Linked DNA regions of Homo sapiens: region 1 is linked to region 2. Evidence: chromatin contacts called from ENCODE Hi-C data. All regions are on one chromosome and are shown on one strand. The core of a region is the stretch at or near the end of the contact, and the rest is flanking DNA. Distances in the headings are between cores, read along the strand shown.

What was found. Hi-C counts contacts between places; a loop is a spot of excess contacts on that map. Pooled maps may share reads with other maps.
Region 1: a map of Panc1 shows a loop between it and region 2 (5-fold over the local background). The contact joins two enhancer-like sites. A Hi-C loop is called at or near these places in 2 of 168 maps with a recorded cell type or tissue (Panc1 and chondrocyte), 2 of 37 single-sample maps with no recorded cell type and 2 of 50 pooled maps.

The regions. Positions count from the first base shown.
Region 1 is chr4:53,477,723-53,481,248 of GRCh38, reverse strand. It overlaps LNX1 (ligand of numb-protein X 1), which reads left to right. Exons shown (of 11, transcript NM_001126328.3): 8 at 2,507-2,684. Among named protein-coding and RNA genes, the nearest start is that of LNX1-AS1, 21 kb to the left of the region's middle. Within about 2 kb of position 1,333, at least 3 of the 41 ENCODE cell types and tissues checked have a DNase peak (open chromatin) inside an H3K27ac peak, as active enhancers do.
Region 2 is chr4:53,009,088-53,012,203 of GRCh38, reverse strand. All of the region lies in intron 5 of SCFD2 (sec1 family domain containing 2), which reads left to right. Among named protein-coding and RNA genes, the nearest start is that of SCFD2-AS1, 83 kb to the right of the region's middle. RefSeq lists an enhancer at 2,256-2,495. Within about 2 kb of position 1,668, at least 5 of the 41 ENCODE cell types and tissues checked have a DNase peak (open chromatin) inside an H3K27ac peak, as active enhancers do.

The DNA.
Region 1 (3,526 bases), core at 84-2,583, 470 kb before region 2:
ACATTAGGGAGTGGTGGGGATTGGGGCAAACCAGAGAGCACATGTTATATGGCATTCAAATCCAGAAAACTCTAAAACACTGTGGATCTGTGGGTGGAATTCATTCTTCAGGCCACCAGTTTGCAGCCTCACTTTAAATGAAGTGACTCAGCCCAATTTGTACTTCTCTCTGTGGCTTCTATTAGAGGCAATGCCTTAACCTCTTCATTTGGATGCGTGTTTAAGCAACACAAACCTTGTTTAGTCCAAATTAAGAGTCCTATAGCTTTGGCTTGGCATCCTGTTGTGATGCTGATGAGCTTCTTTCAGTCATCTCTCCTGAGTTCTGGTTTCATGGCATCACTTGTAACTAAAAAAAATTCTTAAAGGTAGCTCATTCTTCTTGCAACAGAAAGTAGGGAATGCCCTTTTCTTTCTACGTCAATCTATATGTTGGTTGGAATAGCTTACAAATTGAGTTTTTGAGTAATATATAGAGAAACAATATTCAAATTTTTTATTTTGGAACATCTCTGCTTTATACTATGTTAATTACATAGCCTACAAGGTTATACACCCCTCCAGGTTCTCCAGCCAGCCAAGCCTCATAAATCCATAAATTACCTGTTTCTCTACAATAAGGAGTCTAGACAGACCAGATATATCCTGCTAAAACATTTTATGGATAAGGACTCCGTGATGTCTTTTTGCTAGTAAATGCTTAATGTTTAAATTTAACTGATCATCTTTATTAATGAAAAACTAGTTTATTAGCTTAATTAATTAATTGAAGTTTTTATCCAATTAACTAATTTTAGTTGAATTAACTAGAATACGTCATATTCTAAGTCATCAAATTATGGAGAAGGTAGCCTCCATCTGCACTGTGGTTTTAGAATTCCTTCCACCTCCTCATCATGAAAGAGCTGGGAGGATCTGGTCACATTTCTGCTGCAACCCTCTGTCATATGTCTTAATTCCTGGAAACGTGCAAACTGACTTAGTCGGAATTGTAATTATTTCCGTTTTAACTTATATTCTATCTGACTTCTGAAATATCCTCACAAAAAAGTAACATATTTAAAAAAACTGAGACATATATGGCTCTTTGATTATTTCAGTTTTTATATTCTTACTAAAATCTTGTTTGGTTTAGGAAACCAGGTAGCTTTTTAAAAATAAGAGCTTAAACAATTCAAAGAAATACCAAAGAAGACAAAGCAGGATTTGTGGGACAGAAAACTTTTAGCCAATTAAAAAAGTTAAGGAATGCTAGGCATCAAATTTTGCATGGTTTACCTCTGTGGGGAGGCAAGGCCTATGAGCAGAAAGAGTCATAGAGCGACTAAGTGCACATGGAATGTTTATTTCTGATGTAGGGTTTTGAGGTACATGGGTAGGTCATTCTGTTATTCTTTATGCTTTTTTACTTGTCTAAAATGTTTTATTCTAAATATCCAAAGCAAATATTCTAAAATGGAAATACATCTTATAGTTTGAGAAATATTCAGGTACCCATTGTGTTTTTAATTAGCTTAAACTATTTTACCATAAATTATGTTTTTAAACATCAAGGAACATTGTAAGGTGTCCAAAGTAGGGTGAGGAGAATGGCGAAAAAAGATAGATAGAAAAGTCATCTCTTTCATACGTAACTCTCCTCCTCTCCAGCCAAAGTCAGGTAACCCTGGGTGTGAAGCTTTCACAGATGATTTTCTTTTTCCATTGCTGACATTGGTCGCTTTTCTGGTTAAGAAAGGAAATGGTCATGGACACTGGTTCATGAGACAGGACACATGCACACATGCCATATTTGTGGTATTTCAGCCATTGCATCCAGCCCCTCAGTGCACAACTAAACATCTCTTGCTCACCGCAGGCAAGGCTGCCTGGTAAGCACTGAGCAGGTGTGAAAGAAGACTCTATAAAATATGGTTACTTTTTTTTAACATAGAAAAGTTTCTGATATTTATAAATGACAGAGTGTTTTTGAAATGCTGACTCACTACTATCAGGAATAAATGACTCACTTGAGAAATTTTGGGTGCAGTTCACTCTGTGTGCTTAAGATTCCTCCATGGCCAGGAGCAGTGGCTCATGCTTGTAATCCCAGCACTTTGGGAGGCCAAGGCACTTGGAGCCAGGAGTTCCAGACCAGCCTGAGCAACAAAGCAATACTTTTTCTCTATGAAAATATTTTAGAAATATATTTTTCTAATGGTCTGTAATCGGTTCCTTCCTCCATTTTTACTCTTTCCTTTTGAAGTGTAAACTTTATCTGAGTTAACCTGTAGAATTTGGGACAATGTAACCCTATTATGGTTGGGAGTGGATAAGGTGAGGGTTCTTTCCAGGTGTCTTTCTCTGTGATTTCAAGAACCACCATTGTATTTATGCACTTTGCATAATTTATGCAGCTTTGGTAATTTTTGCATTTAGAAAATGGAAACCCACTTTGCATTTTCTACATTCAAAAACTACCAGAGTTGTGAATTCATGTGCCATGTTTTTCCATCTGTGCCTTCAGCCCCTCCATCCTACAATTACTTGTCATGAGAAGGTGGTAAATATCCAAAAAGACCCCGGTGAATCTCTCGGCATGACCGTCGCAGGGGGAGCATCACATAGAGAATGGGATTTGCCTATCTATGTCATCAGTGTTGAGCCCGGAGGAGTCATAAGCAGAGATGGAAGAATAAAAACAGGTAAAAAGTAAAGGGATTTTAAAGGCACTGGGGTGGCAGAGAATCAAGAGAAATTAGTAGCTTGTTAGGTGACTATTTTCAAAATTAATGAGAGAATGTGGGAGTGATCGGCCAGGACTTTTGTTACCCATTGACCATGATTGGTTTGAGTATAGATACTAGACCAGGTTCCACTTTTCTTAGTTGCAGGCCAACTTGCCTGCAAGTAAAGCTAGAATCTCCAAACTGTTCCAGGAATTAATAGAGAACTGCTACAGTTATGAGCAAGTTACCTCTATTAAATGGCATAATGTAGTTCCATTCATTCTAAGTGGTTCTTTAGTGGGTTGATCCGGTGGTGGAATTCATGAAATAATTCATGAATTATTCAATTATATGGGTTAGATAGAAAAAGTCATTTGATAGATTTGATTCAATGAATACTCATTAAGTGAAAGTATCATGCTGGATACTTTCCCAGAGTGAAAATTATTTCACTACTTTAAGCTCATGTATTCTGGGCTACTTTGAGTAAATAAAGGAAGATGATATCAAATTTGCCTCTACAAATATGTATCCTTAATAATATTGTCAATTCATTCAAGAGGGTAGGTAGCTCAGATGGGTGAGGAATTATGCCATTTAAAAGTCCAGGTTCAAGAGATAAACTGTGAAGTTTCCCAAGTACAGCTGCTGAGCCTGAGGAGCCACAGGGGGATGGTATCTTAAGAGATTTAGTCAGCTGTCTGAAAGATGCTTCTTTCGGGTCAGAAAGGACTCAAGGCCTTTCTCTTTTTTCTCCTCCTGTCTTTTTGCTCTTGCTGTGGTTATTCTGTATAAGAAAGTTAAGCAAAAGGGGACAG
Region 2 (3,116 bases), core at 419-2,918:
TTATAACACGGCTGGGCTTTTCTCATTGTTGATGGTGCATACTTGAACCTGAAAACTATTTAGGATCCATTGACCCTTTGACTTCTGCCAGGATCTTTCTTGCTGTTGTTTTTGGAAATTTGTGGGGCAGGGAGTAGGGGGATGGAGTCCTCTCAAATTAACCCATAGAAGGAGTTAAGCTATTAAAAAAAAAAAAAAAAAAGCCTAAAACCTGGTTTTTCAAAATTACTTATTCTCAATGAAAAATCCCCAGATTTGTGTTCCCAGAACCTTTTCCTCTCCCCACAATCAATGTCGGTTTCAGCCTCCAATTCATAGTATATTATGTACTTGTTTATCCTCTAGAGAGGAAGAAATAATAATGTTATGAAGGCATCAAGGAATTAAATTCCAGGCCACAGGTTGTCACTGACAATTCACTGCAGACCAAACTTGTAACCCAGATAAAGAAGCTTGAAGCGTTTCACAGTGAGGTGTCTTCCAGCTTTGACCTCCTGGATAGGTGTTCTTGTTACAGTTTAGAAGTGCAGCTGGTTTCTATTTGAAATGAGAAGAATGGAGTTATTTAAGGAGCCAGTGCCTCTCATAGGTGAAATCGGCTTTGCTGAAATGTACACAACACACTACAAGGAACCTTAAAAACAAACTTCCATTTCACTTAGCTGCAGCACAGGAAATTGTTTCTGGCTTGTTTTTGTTGTGAACAGAGAGAACACTGCATATTAGAAATTCCCTGTAGTTGTTTAATATTTGCTCAGTAGTGTCCTGGTTCCTAATCAAGTCCTTCTTCTCACTAAATCCTGTCAACTCTGTCACTGTTTTGATTGGAAGCATGAATTGTAACACTGAAAAATCTCTCAGGACAGTAAACCTCTGCAGCTGTGGAAGGCTGGAGCTATTTACTGGTATTATTAAAGGAACCTGAATGACTTCTTTGGGGGGGAAAAAAAAGCAAAGATGCAGTGAAATTCATAAGGTGCACAGAGATTTAGGATGAAGGTTTTATTATGAGCACAGCCTCATAATACTATCCTCATAGAAAGAATACAGAATAGTAACAATTGTTTCATGAGTTGGCAAACATAATATTCTGATGTCTGCCTTTTTTAGGGGGAAAATAAAGTCCAAATGTAAAATATGAAATCAGACATAGCTAGTGCTTTGGAACAGTGTTTGAACTGGATGCTTTTTCAAGGTACGCTATAGAAACAAATGTCACCTTTATTTCCTGAAGGCATTTTGAAGAGTTTGCCGTTGGTCTTTTAAGGCATGAATTTTCTGGAACAAAAGAGGTGCAGAAATTTTAAATTGTCACCATTCTAAGGACATAACTGATTACACTACCTGCTGCTATGTATTTGGGATCTGAGGAACGTCCTGAGAGTGTAAAGACATATGTTGGAGAGGCTGGACCGCGCCCCCCAGCCCGGCCCCAAAATGGGAAAAGAAGCAAAAGGAATGAAAACTTTCACTTGAGAGAGGTGACCAATACCATACCTAAGATGTTTCTCTTCCAAAATGTTTCTTTGTTCACTTATTCATCCTTTATTCAATGATTTATTCGTTTCAGAAAAGTTTATTGAGTATCTACTGTGAGCCCAGAACTGTGCCAGGTACTGGGAGGTCTAGTTTAAAGGCAGCTTGCCCACAAGGACAGGGATTTCCGCCAAGAATGTTCTGTCCTCATTGCTATAGTGTAAGAAGCAGCTGGATTCCCAAGTCAGCCTTGACATTCAGCAGAACTTAGCGTGTCTGCCTCTAAAAGCACAAACCTGTTTGCTAGACTGTTCTTGTCATTGCCAATGTATTTACTATTGTGTAAAAGTCACGTTTTGAATATAAATTTTTGTCGTATCTTGAAGAAGCAGTACAAAGCCCTAAGAAACAGTTCATAGAAAATAGTTTTAAGTAATTCGAAGAAAGTACCTGTAAATGTAGAGTAATTGCGAAGCTGTCAGGAATAAACAAGATCTTGTAAAGCTATAGAAATGTGTTGAATATGTTTTCTTTGAGGCCAGAGCAAGATAATAACTCGGGAAGAAACTTCTAAAATATCAACTCAGCAAAACAAATGCAAGACTTTTGAGGACTCAGTTATCATGTGGGAGGCTGGATGCTGTGGAGGATATGAGGTAGAATAAGATGGTCTCTAATCTAATCTCAGAGAGGAAATGAAACAAGCCCTTGACTTAGAAGGTGATGTGCTCCAAGCTCTCAGTGCAGCCCGAGAAAGTATAGTGAGCACAGAGCTCCGGTAGGCCAGCAGGCCAGTGAAATGCAAGGGGTTTTGGGAAAGCTACAGGAAACCAGACTGAAGGTGTTTACAGGGCCATCCATGTTCCCACCTGGAATGTGTGTGCTGCTTCCAAACTTGTTCCTCCAGAAAGATAGCTTCAAATTGGACAGGGTTCTGAGAAATGCAATTAAAATGATAAAGGGAAGCAGGGGGTGATAGTGGGAGAGCTCAGATGCCATAATAGTGAAAAAACAAGAAGGTTAGGATCCTTCAGTCTGTAGAAATGGAGGTTGAGACTATGTGTGTCTATAAATGGAGGTTATATATAAGGTCAGCACTAAGTCTCAGAATTACGAGAACGAAGGGAAAGCCATAATCATTTGTGAAGACTTTGACTCCAGTTTCTTCTTTTGTAATCCAGATTCCAGAATATGTTCAGCGGCACATCTGTCCTACAAGGTGCTTGCTAAAAAAAGGTATTCTTTAGCCAAGTAAGTTTGAAAATCTCTGCATACCATGTGTTCTTCCAGTAGATTCTCCCTTTACATTTGATATTAAAAGATCTCAAAAGGTTGTTCTTAAGGAAAACTTATTTAACTTTGTGGTTCTCAACCAGTATTTACCAAACTCATTTGACCATGTAATCCTTTGTTTATTTAGTGCCTATGAGGACTTTGGAAAATGCTTCTGGGAAGATAGGACTCTAAGATTATTAAGGTCCCTGGAAGGAAGTTAATCCATGACAGAGGAAGCGCTACCAACACTGTGAAATTTATTACTTCTAGAGCCAATCAATACTGGACGAAAATAATAAAGGGGCTGATAGTGAGAGAGGACTAATAGTTTGCAAGTAGTAGGAATTTACAGTCATTTATGGAAG